Regions from separate parts of the Homo sapiens genome. Here region 1 is linked to region 2. Evidence: chromatin loops called from intact Hi-C (ENCODE). Cell type or tissue: ascending aorta. All regions are shown on one strand. Each heading gives the region's core, and the rest is flanking DNA. Links, peaks and the distances in the headings are about the cores only. Region 1 has its middle 500 kb from the start of LINC01923. Region 2 overlaps SATB2 (SATB homeobox 2).

Region 1 (10,321 bases), core at 2,900-5,399, 430 kb before region 2:
GGTGATTTTTTAAAAAAGATAAGTGAGTAGGATGAAAACCATGCTGCAGAGGTAAGGACAGGAGTGATGATGGGGAAGCAACATAGATAGAGGTCTGTCACAAAAATAAAGTGGATAGAAATTGACTGGAAGCCAGAGTGGTACTAAGGTCAAGTAAAGCTCTTTGTCAAAGTAGGAGATGCACATTATTAAAACTAAAGGAGAAAGAAATGGAATGGAGAAGAAAGGAACAAGTAAGGAGCAAAATGATCAATCAAATGATCGGGGTGAAGCTAGCACTTCTGAGAGTCTGCTGAGATGGAAATTTGGAGAGATGTCTGTAGAAGTGGAAGAAAATAGGGTGAGATGAAGATAAGAAACAATGAGGGATAGCCTTGATCTTTTTATTTTAAGAACAAGGTGAGCTCACCAGCTGAAAAAAAGGAGAAGGCAGGAAAGTATTTAAGGCTGGGAAATAACCTAAGTCTGTTGCAGCTGAATTGAGAACGATGAAAATACTCTTTCCACAAAACCATCTACATAAACCTAACTGCTTACAAGGTATCTTCCTTCCTGATCAAATATTATTATGATTATTTGGCTCTTAGAAATCCCCAAAGGACTTTAGAATAATCTGCATGGCATGAAATGGCAAGGTCTTCAATGTAAAAAAAAAAAAAAAAAAAAAAAAGAAGAATTATTTTTAAAAGTAAACAGATTGACCAATACAGAAATTCTGGCCCTTTTCCAAAATTACAGCATGTCATTGGAAAAAATTGGAAGGATGAGGAAGATCTCAGTTCAATTCTATTTCTGCTACACTGTGCTGCTCTCCTATAGCATAGGTATTTAAGTATATGTTAAATGAAATAACTTTTGAAAAACTATATTATTTTAAAATGTGACAAGCATCTCTAACACCTCGTTTACAGAAGCTTGACTAGCTTTTTTATATTGTTTAAGGGAGTAAATAATTTGTTTCTATGGACCAAAATTTTTACCAGATAGTTACTTGCAAATATAAATAATAAAAATATACTAACCTCTTATCCCTTCGGATGTGTGTCCATTTTTTTAAAGCATTGGATGCTATCCAATCTGAACTTTTTGGATAAGAACTAAATCATAGATGATAAAAACCAAGCAGCGAACACTTTTTAGGCAAATATGGGAAGTGAGCCATGCCTATTTCTGGAGAATTTTTTCTCCTGACTTTGTGCATCTCAGATGGCTAGGAACTCAATTCAATTCCCAAATTCTTAAATCCTTGATGTTCAACGTATCATCACCGTATTGCCAAGGAGTATAGATCACAAGGAAGGTGCTTCAAGAAAATCACTCCATTATCATCAAACGCGCTATAAACAATGTTGAAAGACAAATAAAAGTCTTGGGGAAGACATTTGTAATAGATTTACCAAAAACTAATATCTGATTTGTAAATCAGTGTGAATAAATACCAAAATCCTAATAGAAAAAAAAAAAACGTGGGCTAAGCATATAAGCAGGCAATTAAGAAGTGAGGAAAATGATAGATCAAAACATATGAGAAGATGTTCATCTTCACTAATAATAGGGAAACTGCAAGTAAAAAACAATGAATTAACACCTTTTAAATGGCAGGTTCTCAATTCTCAGTAAAATACCGATTGTTGGTAAGGCTGAAAAAAAAAATCACACTCTCCTACCTTGCTGGTGGGAAAGTGAATTTACTAAACCTTGTGGTGAGCAATTTGGCAATATATATTAGAAATATACATATCCTTTGGCCCAGTGATCTCTCTTTTGATTATTTACTCCAAGGGAACAATAAATCATGCACATATGTATAAAAGCAGGAGCACAAAAAAATTCATCACAATGGGGTTTATGAGAAGGAAAACTGAGAAGAATCTAATTATCTAACAAGAGGAAATGTTAAATAATTGTTGTACATCCATACACTAGAATTATCTGTATCTTTTTTAAAAAGATGTTGTACATGTAGATTCACTAATATGGAAAGTTCTTTTTTGACTTATTTTAAATAGAAAAAGAAAGCTTGAGAAATTTCATTGTATGTATATCAAAATATCATGCTGTACACCTTAAATACATACAATAAAAAAAGAAGATTTGAGAGCAACATATATTACATGGTGATGTGGTTTGGATCTGTGTCCCCAGTCAAATCTTATGTTCAGTTGTAATCCCTAGTGTTGGAGGTGGGGCCTGGTGGGAGGTGACTGCATCATGGGGGTGGAGTTCTTTTGAATGGTTTAGCACCAGCCCTCACTTGGTACTGTATAGTGAGTGAGCTCTCATGAAATCTGGTTCTTTAAAAGTGTGTGGAACATTCCCCTTTCTCTCTCAGTCTTGCTCCTACCTTCTAAGACACCTGCTACCACTTTACCTTCTGCCATGCTTGGAAGCTCACTGAGGCCTCCCCAGAAGCACAAGCCACTGTGCCTCCTCTACAACATGAAGAACAATTAGCCAATTAAATCTCTTTTCTTTATAAATCACCTAGTCTCAGGTATTTCATTCTAGCAATGGGAGAAAGGACTAATACAGATAGTGTACTCTATGTATATAGAGTTAGGTGTTCAATCATAAAGAGAAGTGTAGAAAAACATTTATAAAATATTGACTGTGCTTTCTTATATATGGTAGAATTTAAAGTGTTTCCTTCAATAGCTTCTACATGCTTTCCATATTGTCTATTTTTTTCCGTATTTATTATCTTTAATTAAATGCTTCGGATTTTAATATTTAGAACTGCAAGGGAATGGATTTGTCAGCAGTTCCATCATTTTCAATTGTGGCTGATTAAACAGATTTTGGATATGAAATGTATTCGTTAATATCTATGAATTAGTTTCCTTACTCTCAGTACACTTTTTTCTCACTATATAGTGCCTGAACATGAGTAAAATATGCACAGCCAAGTAACTAATTAAGATATTTGTACAATGACAGGGGAGAGTCTTCATTTATGTCATACTTCTCACACAGTTTAGCATATTAACTTCTCTCTATTCAAAAAAGAATGAGTGGGCCACAGTTAAGGAAGATATGTTGGCATATTGAAACCACAAAGGTTAGCAAAGATCCTGAAAACTCTTCAAACTTTATATTTGTTACTTTCAGAGAAGTTTCTTTGTAGGCCATGTGAAACATACATAGTTCACAGAATCTTGAATTAAGCGGCAACGACAGCAATAGATTTTGTGAGCCGGATGCTAGGCTTAATGTCATAAATGGACTACATATTCACTTCAGAGCTATGTTTTTCTAGTGAGTCACAAATGAAACTTCCATAATAATAGTTCCAAGTCATATTCACAAGAAAACTGTTCAGTCAAAGAGAATGAGAAACTTATCACAGATTGACGACTTTCTGATATGGGATGTTCAAATTTTCATATCCTTATAAATTAAGAAATACTAGAATGAAGTGACCAGATGTTCGGCTTCCTTTCTGGAATTTCAAATGTATGTGTATGTGCATGCATACACAGAAACCATTCCTCTGAAGAGCAGAGATTTCTCATCATAAAATGTGTGTCTTCTTATGCTGTCATCGGCCCTCATTTATTATCCATAGTGCTTACATTTCAACACCTTGCATTTTATGTCTTCTTTTATACAGGCTACACAGATTTCAGGAGACATTCTGAAAGAGAGAGAACTGTTTTTCTCCCACTAGATCTTAGAATGAGTGCCTAGAATGCTAAGTAAAATTTTGGCGAAACCATCCATGAAACCTCAAAGAAGTTTTAAGATAGATAATTTTCCCACATTTGTACTCTAGAAGTCAAAGGATTCTGCCAAGTAGATGAAAGTGAGAAATTGGTGGTAAAAACTCCGCTTTAAGTAGGTCAGTTCTTGTCTTTGCCTTTCATGACCTTCAGGTGTCAGTCCTCTAAAACTACTTTAGTCTACCTGATACCATAAACGTCAAGAAAAAGAGAACATTTCTCAGAAATGAAGCCACAGTGCAGTTTAAAAAGTTCTGATACTTGGTGGTGAAACACAACTGTGAGACACTTATGAGTCTGCATGACTATATTAGGAAATGTATGTAAGGACAATTTTAATAATAAGCTTACAACCATTTTTTTGGTTCAGAAATAGGCTTTTCTTAAAAATTAAAAAATAGCACATGCTATTAAGTAATAGTCATTGCAAACATCCCCCCAAAAGTATCTTATAATAGCCATTGCTGTTTTATTTCTAGCTCCATTCTGATCCACAACCAAACTTTTATTTGTCAAATTGTGTCAGTGAGCAAATGAAAAACAGACTGTTTCTTGGCTGAGACCATGAATTCTAGGCAATTAGCATAATAAAAATAAATTCACCTTACATTGATTTACACTCCACCATAATAAGCTACAGACTATTTTTCTTATATTGTTATTGTCTTTTAAAATGTATCTCTAGTAAGATGTAAAAGCACATTATTTTGTCTTTATTTATATATTTATAGGATGTTTAAACTTTCCAATCCATAAAGCTGCATTCCAGGAGTAGAAGTCCAGTTTAGACTGGCCTCCCTCTTAGGTTGATTGATTTGAGAATGAAGAAATATCTTCTGTAAAGAGTATCCCAAATCAGCTCCTGTTTCATGGCCAAAATTCACCTCTTACAATTTCTTACGATTTGCGTTAAGACAGCAGGTTTCTGGGCATACTCTGTTAAAATACAAATATTCTTGGAAGAGTTAACATATAAAACTGATAACACCTTAGAACAGATTAGGAAAGCAAATTATTCTTATGTGAAAGCTAGCTGAGAGTAATACCCTTAAGAGTTGGGATCTGAAAGAAAATTCTCATTTGCGGGTGTTGGTGAGGAATAGAAACCCCGGCACTCATGGAGCAATAAGGAAGGCTCGATGGGAACCAAGAAACTAAGATGAGAGTATGATTCTGGCAGTTTTGCTGAGGAAATAGCTGGATGAGTTTGTATTTCTTAGCTAGGGGCTCATCCAGCCACAGTTTCTTCCTGCTGTCTGACAGGATAGAATGTTGCTTTCTTCTGTTATCTGCCACCAAAGGTAAGGGAAAATAGGAAGAGATTAGTTCCTTAGGTATAAGCTGGGGTTAGGTCTTAGTTGTAAGCTAACCAGATGGCCACTGATAAGGTTTCATTGAAAGATATCTCAAAGGACCCTGACAAAATTAAAGCCTCTCCACTGTTGCGGATAGACATTTAATTTCCCATTACTCTTGTTCTAATGTGTAGGAACTTCAGCTTCTCTCTGTCCTCCGTGGGATAAAGGACCTAACTTGTGTTTGATGAATTAGAGTGAAAGAACTGAGCTCAAGGTATCTTGAATAGAAGAGAAGATGAGGAATGTACTGGGTCGGTGACAATAGGGTAAGATAAAATTTGCAAAGTGAGTAGAGGAAGGATTGAGGGAAACAACACCCAGAGGGAAGAACGTAAAAGGAGGAGGAAGAAAGAAAGAGATAGGATGAGGCAAGAAAAAAAAAAAGAGCCAGGGAAGATGGTAGAAGCATTCAGGACATTCCATTTATTTTGAATTTTGCTGACATCAAATCTTATGATGTTTTAAAAATTGGCTTTTTGTTGGCGTTTAATCAAGTAGCATGTACAAACTAAAGAAATCAAAGAGACTTAGAAAAACCAATTTGTGCAAGTCAGGGCCTCATTAGGAGACATAAATCACACTAGTTATTTGGACAGAATTTTATATAAAGAATTATTAACTGGTTATAAAGTTGTTCACTAAATAAATGAAAGAGTAACAAGGGAACAGTAAGTTATAGTAGAAACAACTGTAGAAAGAAGCTATCATACCTCGCGGTGAGGTAATAAAGGCAAGAGGCTGGAATTAACAGTATTCACCTCTTTATTCTCAAAGGATCAGTTCCAAGACCACCAGTGAATGCCTGAAACCATGGATAATATCAAATCCTATTGCCATCAACTGGAACACATTTCTGTTATGTCTTCCACCCAAAAATGCAATACCTTTCCCATCTTAACTAAGCATTTATCACACACTGTGGCCATCACTTTTGCAGTCTGAGGTGTGACAGAAAAACTAGCACAAATTTCTTTTTCCTTCTTCACAATTTTATGGATAGAAGATTAACTCCACTATAGATCTTAGCAACCTCAGTATATAACTTTTTTTTATTAAGTCTAGAAATTTCACTTTTTTCTTTAAAGAAAGTACTCTACGGCTTCCCTTTGGCATATATGAATTGTCAGCATCACTCCTCTTGCACTTTGAAGCCATTATTAACTAAAATAAGGGTCACTTGAACACAATACTATGATACCACCACAGTCCATCTGATGACGGAGAAGGCTCCTAAGTGACTGATGAGCGGCGAGTATAGAGAGCATGCATGTGCTGGACAAAGAGCTGATTCACCTGTTAAATTTCTAAACACTACTCAGAGTGGTGTGCAATTTAAAACTTCCAAATTGTTTATTTCTGAAATTTTCCATTTAATATTTTCATACTGCTGTTGACCAGAGGTAACTGAAGGTTTAGAAAGTGAAACCATGGATAAGGGAGAACTGCTGTGTTAAACGTATTAGATTGGAGTAGTGGCCCTGTGGAGATGAAATTCAAACTTCTGAGCAGGAACGCTTGGCTGGTGTTGGTGTCTCTGAGTGTCCGATAAGGCTGGTTCTATTAGTGTTAGATAATCTGCAGACTGCGTTCATGTGCTGCTATGGAAAGGCACTGTCAAGGTGAAGAAGTGTTACTAGGAAGATGCTCACAAGAACAGGGAACAGACAGGAAGTTCCTAAGACGGTGATGTGCACTAACAGGAATGGGAATATAAACAGGAAGTAATTGCCTCCCATCCTCCCTCTAGCATCCCCTATTGGCTGAGCCTAACAGAGAACCAGCTGCCCAGGCAGAAATGTGGTTGGCAGAGTCCCAGCCCCAGAGTCATAAAACAGAGTATAGAAGTGGGGCATTGGTGATAAGAGATAAGAGCTTAAGAACTGGCATGCAACCTTTACAAAGCATTATTTTTCCAATTGTCTTTTATTCCTTAATTTTGAGGAGATTTTTATCAAAATCAGAAAATAACAGAGACAAAACACCAAATATCCTTTACTACAGTTGTAACTTCTTTTAAATAAACCAGATTACTGAAAATCTAGATTTGTTTTTTAAAGTAAAAATTATTATTTCATTTGTAGAAAATTATTATGGGATTCTGCTCCAGTTAAATCTCCTTTTCTTTATTTTATGTATTTATTTATTTTTTATTTTTGTATTTATTTATTTATTTATTTTTGAGACAGAGTCTCACTCTGTTGCCCAGGCTGGAGTGCGGTGGCGCCATCTCGGCTCACTGCAAGCTCCGCCTCCCGGGTTCATGCCGGGAGCAGCTGGGACCACAGGCGCCCGCCACCACGCCTGGCTAATTTTTTGTATTTTTAGTAGAGACGGTGTTTCACCATGTTAGCCAGGATGGTCTCGATATCCTGACCTGGTGATCCTCCCGCCTCGGCCTCCCAAAGTGCTGGGATTACAGGCGTGAGCCACCGCGCCCGGCCCTTTTGTTTATTTATACTGTTCTTCTGCAAATATTTATTGAATATCTAATACGTGTCAGAAACTATTCTAGGTACTTGAAGTACATCAGAGAATAAAAGAGAAAATATCTTTGCATTCATAGAACTTGATTTTTACAGAAGATTTATATCTTTCAACATTCAGAAATAATCAATTGCAAATATTTTATGAAAAATAGATCTGGTGTACAATCAAAGATTACTTGTATTGACAATTATGGCAATAGACACATTTAGAGGTATGCTGAAATTCTGGAACCTTATTCAAGTATATCCATTTTTCCTGCTCACTCTCAGATGGATTTCCCCCAACTTATTTTTGCATCTCTGAAGAGAATTAAACAGGTATTAATATGATATAAGATTATACCAAGACTGCCTTTTAAATAACTTACACCTGAGAGCTACACCATAAAACCCATAGAAGTTTCCTCTTTTAGCATCTACTACCCCATAAGACGTAAGGATAATTTAGTGTGAGTAAGAGAAGGGAAATACAGGGAGGATTTTTGAATAATGTTTAACTAATATGCTTCCTTCAAATAAATGTAAATATATATATATATATATATATATATCTTTCTAGCACATAGTAATAGTTTACAAGCTCAAATTTGGTTTCTGCACCATATAAAAATTATCTGTGAAACTTTGTGCCAATTAAAAGAATTGTTCTGATTTATACATAGATCATGTAGTGTTTCTCAGAACCACCATGGTCACATTAAAATTATCCACCACATTTATTCTTTAAGATATTCAGAGAAATCTCAATAGAGAAGACTTGAGCTGTGATATCCCCTCATAAAAATACAAAATTCCTTTCTCATTGATCATAGAAGAACCTAAGGTACAGATATTACATTATATTTTTGACATTTTAAGAAGAAATATAATCTTCAAGGTCTTAGAAATGGTAGGTTCACTGTCATCAGCAATATTTAAACATAAACCTTTAACAGCAAATACCTCAGAGCTTTACATAGTAGCTGCTCCATTAAGGTTTGCAGATCACATTATTTTATTTATTTTTAATAATCAACAAGTAAATAAGTTCTTCTGTATCCCTATGTAATTTCTTCATTTAACTGCCCTCCTGCTCAAGACATCTTTGCTATTCCCAAAAGTTAACATCTCACCTTTCTAGGTCTCCCTGCACATAGGTCAGAATTGTTTTCTTAATTCTTCCTGTTGTTCTTGTGTTGCTAAGACAGAAGATCTGAAATGTTATCCTATGGTAAGAGATAAGGAGAAGGCCATCCAGTATCTTATATACCATTCTCTAGCTGTGTTTCCCAAGAAGGTGGAAGAGGGCTTTTCATTCTGAGCCATACAAATGAACATGTCTTCCAATCTTCTATGTGATTAGGTGAAATCTTAGTCTATAAATAAAGGCTCTTCATAACCCACCTCAAACTTACTGTTCAGATTACATCTCAACATCTCAGATATCTCCTGAATGGCCACCAAAAGCCACCAATGCCCAGCCTTCACCCATTTCCCTTCATTTGAGAGTGTCATCTCAATACTGGCTACTGATTAGAAAGTGTAGGTCAGAAAAGAGAATGTTAGAATTGGGTACATCTCCACCTAATTTGCAGTGCCACTGGAGTGGTGATGGTCACAGCTTTTCTTGTAGAAAATTCTATTTCAGGACCCTCAGTACTGACTGTGAACTTCACAAGTCCTGCCAAATCCTTTTCCTTTTGGCCATGAGTGACTTTGCTTCCTCCAGCTGCCAGCCATAGCCTATTAAATGCAAACAACTTTAAAATAACATTTCTCCCCACATAACACAAAAGAAAAGCCAGGTTTCAGAAAGAAGCATACCATCTTAAGTTTAGACTCTGCCTTTGAACCATTTTAGACTTTCCTAAGGTGAGAGCATTGGTCAGCTATTGTCTTTTCAAAGCATTCGCTCTAATGTTGGTTTATCAGCCATCCTAGGACTAGATGGGAAAATCTTTACTTTCTAATATGAATAAAAAAAGAAATACTTCCTGAAAATGGAATGTTATCAGAACTGATGTTTTGTTTTCTAGTCACAAGGGTAGACAGCCTATTCTAGGAGTAGCTGAAAAGTGGGAAACAAAAGAACTTGAAAGAAAAACAGATTTTGAGAAGTGTTTAGTAGGCAATAGTATTAAAAATAAAATCCCTTGGTAGCCTGTCATCTTGATGTTATGAAACCCAGTAGCATGTTTTTCTCCCTTTCAAATGAATTTTGTTTTTAATAAGTTTGGCTAAAAGTATAAATGCTTTTGGTGAGGTCAAGTTGAACTTGTGGTTTTTCTTAGCCATTGGGGTCTACACCTCAGAGAGTTTTTTGTTTTTACTGGAAGTTTAAATTTTGTTGACCAAACTGGCAGTTTCTTTGTAAGAGCACTTGAGTCCTTTAATGTTTTCTTTTTTGGTCTCTTTTGCTGTTTAAAGGAATGACTTAAGGATAAATTTGGTGCCTTGGATAGATAAATAAATCTGACAAAATTACAAATGACTCAGTTAACTGGAGCAGGAAGGGGAAAATAATAGTGAATTAATTTTAAAAAGAAAACACAACCCTCAGTAAAATGCATAAAACCCTAATAAAGGCAAAAGCCACTTCGAAAAAAAGTTTAATATTTTAAAGAAAGGAAATAATAAATTCTTCCAAGTGCTATAAAACAACCAACCAACCAAAAACTACTAAAAAATTATGTGATAACATCTTCACATCTGATGTATATATAATAGTTAACTTAGTACCTTATGAAATATTTTGTTTTATGTATATATTTTAGTATGT
Region 2 (10,321 bases), core at 6,374-8,873:
AATGGATGAGCCAACTCACAGTATGAGTGTTTTAGATAAAAGGGGTCTCTGCAATCACCTAATTCATGTTGTAATAATTTAGAAAACAGTAGATGGAGTCCAGGCGCAGTGGCTCACACCTGTAATCCCAGCACTTTGGGAGGCCGAGGCAGGTAGACTGCTTGAGTCCAGGAGTTCGAGACTAGCCTGGGCAACATGGTGAAACCACATCTCTACTAAAAATACAAGAAATTAGCTAGGGATGGTAGTGTGCTCCTGTAGTCCCAGCTACCTTGGAGGCTGAGGTAGAAGAAGAGAGAATCCCCTGAGCCCAGGAGGTAAAGGCTGCTATGAGCCATGATTGTGCCACTTCACTCCAGCCTGAGCAACCAGAGTAAGACCCTGTCTCAAACAAACTAACAAACAAAAGAAAACAAAACAGTAGATGGAAATTCAGAGTGAAATGCCTCATCCAAGGTCACACACTCAGCCCTAGGACTAGACTCTATGTCACTTACAGTGCCCTTTTCTTTACCATGTCATCTTTTCTCTTATTGGGTCAAAGGTTCATTGAAACTAGAAATAGAGAGTAATATTTATTCTTTATAAGATGCTCTGGCCTCTGAAACAACACCCAGAAATCCTCAGTGTGGGGGCAATAATCATATAGAAAAATTTTAAATATTTGGAAACTTTTTAACCTTAAAGCCATACTACACTTAGACTTAAATCCCAGTCATCTATTTTAAATGCACTTCAAAGTTTATAATCAGAAAACTCTAATTTCAAAGGAAGCATTTGTGTTTGTTTCTATTATATAAGAAAGATACGATTTTTTAAAATTAAAATTAAATGGTTATATACATTGCCCTGTGGCTTTCATTTATAAAGCCATGACTTGTTACGTATTTGTTGTGAACTACACTTCAAATAATTTGTTGCCATCAATAGTTAAAATAGTAAAATTTGCAAATGTTTTACTTTTTTGTTTTTGTTTGGTTTGAGTAAATTAGAGCTCATCCTATATTCCTTCTACAATGACACTAGTGTATGTAAGTCCACTCCTGTTTACCTGCATACATGGGAGGGAAAGAGGTAGAATTCCAGGTGGTCATTCCCGGAAGAGTCATACATGTGAAAATAGGCCATTAGTATTCTCAGCACAGAGGTTCCACTGAAGGGAGTCCTGGGATCACAGCAAGTTCTGCATCTTCACTCTACTTGTCACTTCATATCCTAATTCATCTTCTGGTAGCCTGAATTCATCTTCCTGGTAGTCTCTGAGGAACTCAACACCAGAGAATATTTATTTTCCCTTGTTTGAGTCCACCAAGGCCAGCACAGATCTGCTAATGGGGGAGATGCCTATTTAATACTGCACCAAAGAGTCTCAAGCATCATCACTACATGGTTCTTTCACAACTTTGTGGATGCTAATGGGTAGCAAGGACAGCAGAAGTCTCAGAGATGATACAGAGGCTGAAGTAGCCTTTTTGCTTTTTAAGCTTAAAAAAAAAAAAACAAAGCACTAACCAACTTTTGTCATACCCAATGGCATTTTATTATGCTCTACAGAAGGATTTCATTCACAGCTGAGAAGAAAAGTTCTCACTTATCTTTTAAATAAGTTATAATAACTTTTAAAAAAAGCTTAAAATGTAGGAAGGCCATATGAAACCAGACAGCTGAGTCTCTAAATCTGTCTTAAAACAACTGTACTACATGCAAACAATAGAGGCCAGGCATGCTCCCGTTATCTTGCTGAATATAAAATTCTATGCTGACACCATCCTTGATTCAATTCTGTGCTCTTTTCAGTAAGAATTATCCCCTTTATCCTTAAGATTAATACTAATAACGCTCAGAAGCTACTAACATTTCTCAGGTGCCTTCTATGCAATCACCATCTCATATAAACTTCAAATAACCCCATCAATTTGGGATTATTCTCGCAAACTAGTTTCAGAAATTTTAAGCAGCCTCTACAACGTCAGAGCTCCAATTCCAGTGATGGTCCTAGAATTCAAACCCAGATCTTCTGAAGGTCCAGTGGCCTTTCCTCTCTATCCAAACACCTCGCCATGCTTCCAGCAGAGATAATGTTTCAGTCTACTTGTATAAGCTCTTTGACAACTTATACTACTTAAGTATTTTTTAAAAAAGAAGAAATGGAGGTTAAAATAAATTATATTTCCATTTGGACGTTTTACATTGTACTGAAATATTTTTTAAGTAAGACAGTCCAAAATGCTTTAACAATGACTGTATTAGTATGTATTTGTAGATCGAGTTTGTTAAGTCCAGATCCCCAGCAGGTAGGCTTGTATTCTCAGAAACGCAACTGGGATTGAGCTTCTTAAGCTACCTTCATCCCCTATTTCAACTGTTAATTACCTCCTAGATTTATGACCTTGTGTGAGTGATTGGGCCCAAATCAAAGTATGTGAAACAAGTGCACTGACCAAACAGAGTGAAATAATGAGAATTTCATCTACCCAGGTGGGGAAGCCCTTTTCTGCAGATGTTCTTTTCTGTTTCTTCTGCAATGACGATGACTATCTTTGAAATCAACAATTATCAATGAGAAGCACTCTGGTAGAAAATTGAAACAGAAAATGTGAAGAAGGCTCCCATCTTCCTAGAACAGCATGTGACTTTCTGCCATAAGAGCTCATTATTAAGAGGGACTAGTTCACACACCTAACCTTCCAAGGACCACAGCTTTATTAAAGGCACACCAAATGAGCCAGGTGGTTTGGTTCATGTACTAACGATGAATTAGCCCATACCTCAGTACCAAGTAAATAAGGTTGCTAACTTGGAGAAGTCATTCTGGCTGGAGAGAATAAATATGAGCAGGACATAAAAAGAGAAGTGTTTATCTGTGTGGTCAGGGAGAAATTAGGGTTGGAGTGGACACACTTATTATCTATCTGTTTTCCATCAAAACTATTTTTTAAAATGCCACTTGATCATTAATCAACAGATGCCATTCTTTGTAGAGCTATGTAAATCACTTTAGACTCTATAGAATAGATTCAGAAGGTCTGTTTGGTTTGATACCTTCAAATAGCCACACTTTGTTCTTTTAAGGTAATCTCATCACTGAGAGGCTTAACGTGTTTCAGAGATATTACCTGTCCATTCTAGAAACAGCTAGAAAAACAGAAGCAGAAAGATGTCACCCAGGGTCAGGAACAGAGGAAGAAATAGAACCTATGGATTCCACTAATTTACAGTCTGAATTTTAGAATAATGCAAGGTAGCCAGAGGGAAAATGGAGGTCTATTTAAAAATACATTCTGAATAAAGGAGAAAACTGCTCAATGTACATGTGAAATTTTGTTTTTTTTCACTGTTATATATGTGGTGCCTGGAATAACACTTGGCATATTCAAGAAACTCCACAAATATTTGTTGAATGAATAAGTAAAAACGCGAGAATAAAAATGGCCCATCTTCTCAATCAGGTCTATAACTTGAAGCCTAACAGCAGGCTTATCGATGAAATTTAATCATTTTTTTCCAAAAGCCAGACTTTGCTAGCTATCTATACAAGTATAAAGGAATGTGGTTTGCCCTCTCACAGATGAAATGTGACAAGGCACTTGACTAGAACAATGACACATCAATATCTACAAGTACCTCAATTTTAGTTTAGATTTATTGTTGTTGTTTTTTGTGGGTGGGAAGGGAAAGAAGGATGCATTTTAATGCACTTTCTACCGTAGTCTCTATTTATTTTGCCTCTGTCTTTCTCATTGCTCTATGCTGCTCAATTTAATCAGTTTGCCCTTTCACAAAATGTACTAGTCACTGCCTTCTTTTAGGTGTAAAGAGTGTTTCATATTTTATTTTTAAGTAAGTAAAAGGAGAGAGGGAAGGAGGGAGGGAGGCAGGGAGGGAGGGAGAAGGAAGGAAGCGGAAGGGGAAGGAGAAGGGGATAAATAGCAACATTGAGTTGACCAATAGGACAACAGCAAAACCAGCACCTAACAAATTCCAAAGCAATATTAAAAAAGAAAGCCAATGAAGCTTTATGTTCAAAAGCATTCTGTTTAGTTTTATTTTCCTACCAAAATGTCAAAAAAAAAAAAAAAGTCAAGGCACTAAAGGTTTAATATTATACCTGGCTTCATTTACTCTCACCAGAAGGAAAAAACTATGAAAACATGTCTAAGGAGTACTTTGCTATCCCAAAACTTTTAAAAAACTTTAAAAATCTCAATATTCTATTAAAATAGAAAGACAATATATATTAGCAATTTTAGTGGTTTCTGAGCACCGGGCTTGTATCCATGAAGACTTTTTGTACCGATATAAATGACACAACTGACTGTGATTCCATTTACCTATAGGGAGCATTGGACAAAGTGCCTTCTACTCAATTTTAGGATCTAAAAACCAAGAGAGTAAGGTGCAGGAATTTCATTGCCCTTCAAAAATGCAGAATATAAAAATTAGACTATTATTTAAAGAAACATAGCAATAATGGAAGAACAAGCTACTCAAGAAACCAGGGTTCTCTATGTTCCCAGAAGGCAGGAAAAGACTGAGCGAAGTGGAACCCAGCTGTTTGACATTTCACTTCCAACCAGCAACTAACCCTGAATGTTGAATTTGGAAGGCGGTGTGTTATGGAGGTCCAGTCACTCATAGGAGGAGTTCTGCTTGGCAAAAATATTAGAACCACCCCATGATGAATGAAAAGCTAACTTCAGTAATTAAAATGATAAGCCTAGTAAAATGTTGAACTGACTTTAAAAAAATACATTAGCAGAACCAGAAGAGAATACTATAAAAATTTATGTTTAATATTTATCAGCTTCTACAGGAAAGTCACTAAACATATGTGACTACATGATAAATGTTAGAAAAGCTGCAATAGAATAAAAAGGTAGAATACTCTGGACACACATGGAACTGAAAATCTCCCTTAGGCATTGGTTTCCTACTACTTGCATGCCCACAGCACTTTACATTAAAAAAGAAGTCATATGAATCTCTCTTGATAATGAAAGGTTTGTTCTAGACTTGTTAATCATACCTGTATTCTTCTACCCTGGTAACTGCAGGGTACTAGAAGCCATGTTCCACTAAAAGGCCCTAACTTTCCAGCCCAAAGACAGCTCATTCACAGGTTACCTACAAGTGATCTATGGCCAGGTGGCTTTCTATTTCCCAATCTTCTTGAGGTTATTCTAATATTTTGCCCAACAAAGCTCTTTCTTCAAAATGCAATGCCTTCCAAATTAGGCATTCAGATGACTGATTGGAAATTGAATGCCAAGAAAGTCAGCCTTCAGGAGGATAAGGTTAACCAGTCAATTTCCCTCTTAGATGAACTTAAAGTAGTAAATATGGAGTATGCAAGAGAAAGTGAGTTTGACAAAGGCATGGTAAAAAGTCATGAGGTAGAGCACGAACCGTGGGCAGGCCAAGGTGTGGAGGAGGCAGAATTATAATGCAGAGACACTATGAGTAGTATGCAGAAGTTACAAGGTAGACAGAGATACACAGAAGATGGTAAATCAGATGATGCTTGGAAGTAAAGCTTGTAGTGGAAAGAAGTTGACATGAGAAAGAGGTAATACTATGTTCAGGATGGCAAAGGAGAAGGTGAATCCATAAATGGCAGCTGCTGAATTCCCAGTTCCAGATTCAGAGAAACCTAACCATACTCAAGAGTCCTACACCTGGATTTTCATGAAGTTCTAGCATCCTCAATTTCTTTTAATACATCTCCAATTATTAAGCTGGAATTTGTCTTGTAAAAGAAAATAATTTAACAACTTTAAGAAACTGCACATTTCTTTGGCCTACTTTGCCTGCCTACTTTTTAAATTGTACAGTGTCTTAGAGTTTTTAAAAATCTCTAGGTAAAACAAAGCCATAGCTAATGTCTAATCTACTGACTGTAATGAACTTCTTCAGCTTTGTGATTATCACTAAAGGAAACCTGTTCAGTACACTTTGGAAGATAAACCCAAGATGAAAATAACTGTCTCTTAGAGTAAAAAGAATTGATAACAAATGACTTTCAAATCTCTTTATATTCCTGAATGACAAATTTAAAATTTTTGACATGTTGAAAACCTAGTAATATAATAAACCAAGGATGCTCTTCAAGTTGAATAAATACATACAGAACAACATAATATCAACATGAAAAATGCTAGTGCAGCCTCACTGACAGTCAGGAACTCCCAACATCTTCCCAAGTGAGGACCTACTTCTACCCAACTGCTACAATATTTTATTACAAATGCAAGTGTTCATTTGCATCTCTCCTCAGGACTAGAGTGGGGATTCAAAACTCTGGAGCCACATTCACACAGTAGGCTTTGAATAGGAGCTTGGAATGAATCCAAGGTGAAAGAAAAATTCTAGTAACCCGGTAAGAGAATTTGTAAACATTCTTAATGGATTAATTAGTTTATTTGTTTCCCTGGAAGATGTCCTTCAGGAAGCAAGTTCACAAATCAAGATACAGTCTGTGCAGCTGGAGTAGAAAATCAGGGTCAGATTCCCAGGGCTGAGAGGTAAATCTGAAGTGCACTTGAACATTAGCGATAAGAGGCACATTCTGAAGCCACCTCAAAAATGCCAAAGCAGCTATGAAAAGTAAAAATTTCAGTCACATCAGTTCTTTGACATCACACCAATGATTTGTGGGTTTCAGTGCATTAGGTGTTCTGTAAATAAGAAAACTCCCAGAACTAGATCTGCTCAGTGAATGGTTAAAAATGAAGATCTCATAAACAGCTCTGCATCACAGCAGACAGCTAATAGTAAGTATTCAGGGAATGCTGGCTGTCGCACGTTAGCAGTGCTTTCCAGCACATGATAAAAGTCAGACTCTGAAGGTAGACAGATGTGAATTTAAGTTCTCACTTTGAGCGAGTTACTTTAACTTCTTTAAGCTTCAATTTCTCATCTGTGAAAGTATTAATAGATAAAAACCAACCACCCCTTTGGTTGTTCACAATAACTGAAGAAGATAAGACATGTGAAAATCTCACATTTTGAAAGCCTGGCTCTCAAAAAGGCTACTTACTGCCAGAGAAGAAGGAAAAGGAGGAGGCAGGGGCGGAGGAAGAAGGAAGATGAAGGAGAAGCAGCAGCAGTGTCACCATTATTATTACTGGGTTTTTTAACAGACAAAACTCAGAATCAGTCTCAGAGATACTAATGATTTTTTATCTTTCACTGTTAGGCAATTACTGGCACAAGCTTTCATTCTTGGCATTGTAGATCACATAAGTCTTTGTTTTGGGGGGTTGCCCTGTGCATGGTGGGATATTTGGCAGCATCTCTGACCTCTATCCACTAGATGCCAGTAGCACCCCCAAATTATAATAACCAAAAATGACTCCAGATATTGCCAAAATATCCCATGGAAGCAAAATCTCCCCTGGTTGAGAATCATTGGTTGCTACCAATGACAGGGAGTCTGTGGCTTAGAAAATGTTGAAAATCGCCTGAGAAGCAACCCAGACAAGTCAAGGGACAATGCTGGTGTCTGACTGTCACTAACCGAGTCTCACATTCTTATTCAATGTACGGCATGGAATTTTAAAACAAGTACTTGTCAGGAAACCACACAGCAGCAAGCTCAGAATTCCTGAACTTACAAAATAACCCATGGAAACAGTGTGGTGGAAATACAATAAAGCACAAATGACACAGAGAGGAACAATTTGGCAAGTGCTCCCTAATCACCCTCACTCAATGACCTAGTCATAGCATGAGCAATGTCCTTTCTTCTCTCCTGCATGAGGGAAGTGTGGTCAGAGGAAAGACTGGATGCCAAAATCGCCTGTGTTTTCATTCCGCTGGCAACCCTGGCTTCAGGCAAGGCTTGACGTCTCTCTTCCAGTTTTTCCAATTGTAAAACGGAGTTGGTAGTAATGAACCTAACCTAACCAGTGTTTTATTCTAAGCTGAGAATATCTATTCAGCACAGGGCCTTGGGTTATAATAACTATTGGGAGAAAAATCACTACAACCACAGGAAATACTTTTGTTTCCAACCTTTCGGGGTGAAAAATGGAATTTATTTCCTCTTTTTCATGAAATGCTTTGGTTTGGTTTGCCTTACAAGGTCTCTCCTCTGTGCTATCTACACACAGACTAGAAACATTATGTAGATTAGTATTTCTCAACTTGTGTTTCACTACTGATCCCCTCAGAAGGTTTTTGGGGCATTTTTGTCTAATCATGGCCCCTCTTTATGAAATTTTAATACCAGAGAGATATTATCTCTTTATGTACCAAGTTCCCTTGGAGGGCCACAAACCACTGTGAATCTAAGATATTTATGCTCCCCAGGAACCAATTCTCACCACCCTGGGGCAATGCTGGTCCAACTGTGGATTCATGATGTGACAGGATCTAGCTTACGAAGTGTGTTCAGATCCTGAAGAACTAGCTTCCAAAAGCAGGAGCTTAAATCGGGGTTTCTGAAGAGACTGAGAATACTAAAGAGAAACCTGGATAAACCAGATAATTCAATATGACATCAAAGCTACACAACACCTGGAGAAATCCAAATTCCCAAGGAAGAACCGTCTCATTCTCCCAGGGCTGGTGAGTCTCTGGGGCTGACAATGTCCCTCAATGGTTCAGGCCCAGCGTGGTCTCAGCTATAATCTTGCTTCATCTCTGAAGAGAAATGCCATCAAACATGCACTTAAGCATGCAAAAAATTTTGTTGGGATTATAAAATTATAATAAATTAATATAAAAATAAATGGCATGTAATAGCTACCATCAAAGAAATTGGAGCCATGGGGCAAAGGCACTTGTGGCTTTGATGAGGTGGTCAGGTGACCTGACAGGAGAGATGCCTCAAGAAATCACATGACAGCTATATATGCATGTACACTCAGAGGAGGGGAGACAGGGACCAGGGCAGCAGGACAGTAAGTGTGTGCCCTGCAGAAAGGACATTGGCTCCAGCCACATAAAACTCTGAGCTTGGATCACATCTTCTGACTTTCTAGATTTTATGTGATATCTTCTAATTTTTAAATGTGGACTTGAGGGGCCGATAGGGGGGTAAAAGGTGGGAGGAGGGGGAGGGTCCGAAAAAATAACTAATGGGTACTAGGCTTAATGCCTGGGTGATGAAATATCTGTACAACAGGCCCCCATGATACAAGTTTACCTATGTAATGAACCTGTACATGTACCCCTGAACTTAAAAGTTAAAAAACAAGGGCTTAAAATGTCTAAACCTTTTGTGGGCTTAACAGAAACACATCTGCAGACAATAAAAAACTATCCATTTGTCAACTCCATTTGCACACAAACAGCAAGAAAAAGTTCCTCTCTTCTTAAGAAGAGAGGCTGTGACTCCAAGGGACTTCTCAATATCACAGAAAGCACCAAATGGAGAAGGAGTGATGCAAAGCTCCCTCTTTTTATTCCAGTACATCTATGTACCCTAATACAACAGATTAATCTGGTGGGTAATTATGCACAGAAATCACTGCCTCATATCTTTACCATATATGAAAAATTTGGAAATAGTGTACCCTAATTACCTAAAGAAATTTAAATGGCATGCTTCCATGACCACAAGTGAAGAGGACTTACGTGTTTTTTAATATGCTGCATATATAAGCTCTTAATAATCACTGATTTTACCCATAGTTAACAATTTAATAATGGCACATTTCCTATCTAATTAGACAAAAATGTAACATCACCAAACTAATATTACCCTACATATGAATTTTTAAGATTTCTAAAACAGGTAATTAACTGTATCTTGCTAAAAATTTAGTTGATATGAAAGGCCCAAGTGAATTCCAACCCCGAGTCCTTGGCTTTTGGACAATTACAGACCTTTTTATAGTAGCTTGGTATGTTTTTAAATACAGCCCTCCCCAAGTCACAGAGGCTGTGCCAAATTTAGTCTCAGGAGTTCTGCTGTCTAGTGTCAGTTATTTTTCTTCACTTTTCATATTATGACTGTAATAAACAATCCACAGCTTTGTATTTTGCTGACAGACATAAATTCAACGTTGCAAAGCAGTGTCACTCAGATATAGGCATAACGTTAAAGAAATGTGACGTGCTGATGAGTTTCACAGTAGTTATGGGCTCAAGGTCAACAGCTGAGGCAAATTCACTTTAGAGAAAATTACCTAATTTGTAAACTCTTTAGCTAAGGTCTGAGTGATGGAAATAAACTTTTATAAAATAAGTGCATTTCTCTTAGTGATATCAGAAGTTAATGTTGATAGCCACAAGATGCTTAAAACTGAAAAGAAAAATTACAGATTCATGCTTAGCCATTAAATATTGTCAGCATACTCTAGTTCTGACATACTAA

The links. A loop is a pair of places that touch in the nucleus more often than their neighbours do. Peaks named below come from ENCODE experiments on the same cell type or tissue, not always from the same donor. Only the 100,000 strongest peaks of a DNase experiment are listed, where the experiment ranks them.
Region 1: it touches region 2 in a loop (2.4-fold over the local background); 1 of 110 quality-filtered maps calls a loop at or near these places.

What each region holds. Positions count from the first base shown.
Region 1 is chr2:198,870,735-198,881,055 of GRCh38, forward strand. No RefSeq gene overlaps it. Among named protein-coding and RNA genes, the nearest start is that of LINC01923, 500 kb to the left of the region's middle. In ascending aorta, for the core only: no CTCF peak of the experiment used is centred there; no DNase peak of the experiment used is centred there; H3K27ac peaks cover 2,500 bases.
Region 2 is chr2:199,296,312-199,306,632 of GRCh38, forward strand. The region is part of intron 10 of SATB2 (SATB homeobox 2); the gene reads right to left. Among named protein-coding and RNA genes, the nearest start is that of SATB2, 160 kb to the right of the region's middle. In ascending aorta, for the core only: no CTCF peak of the experiment used is centred there; a DNase peak (open chromatin) is centred at 7,770; H3K4me3 peaks cover 540 bases; H3K27ac peaks cover 2,500 bases.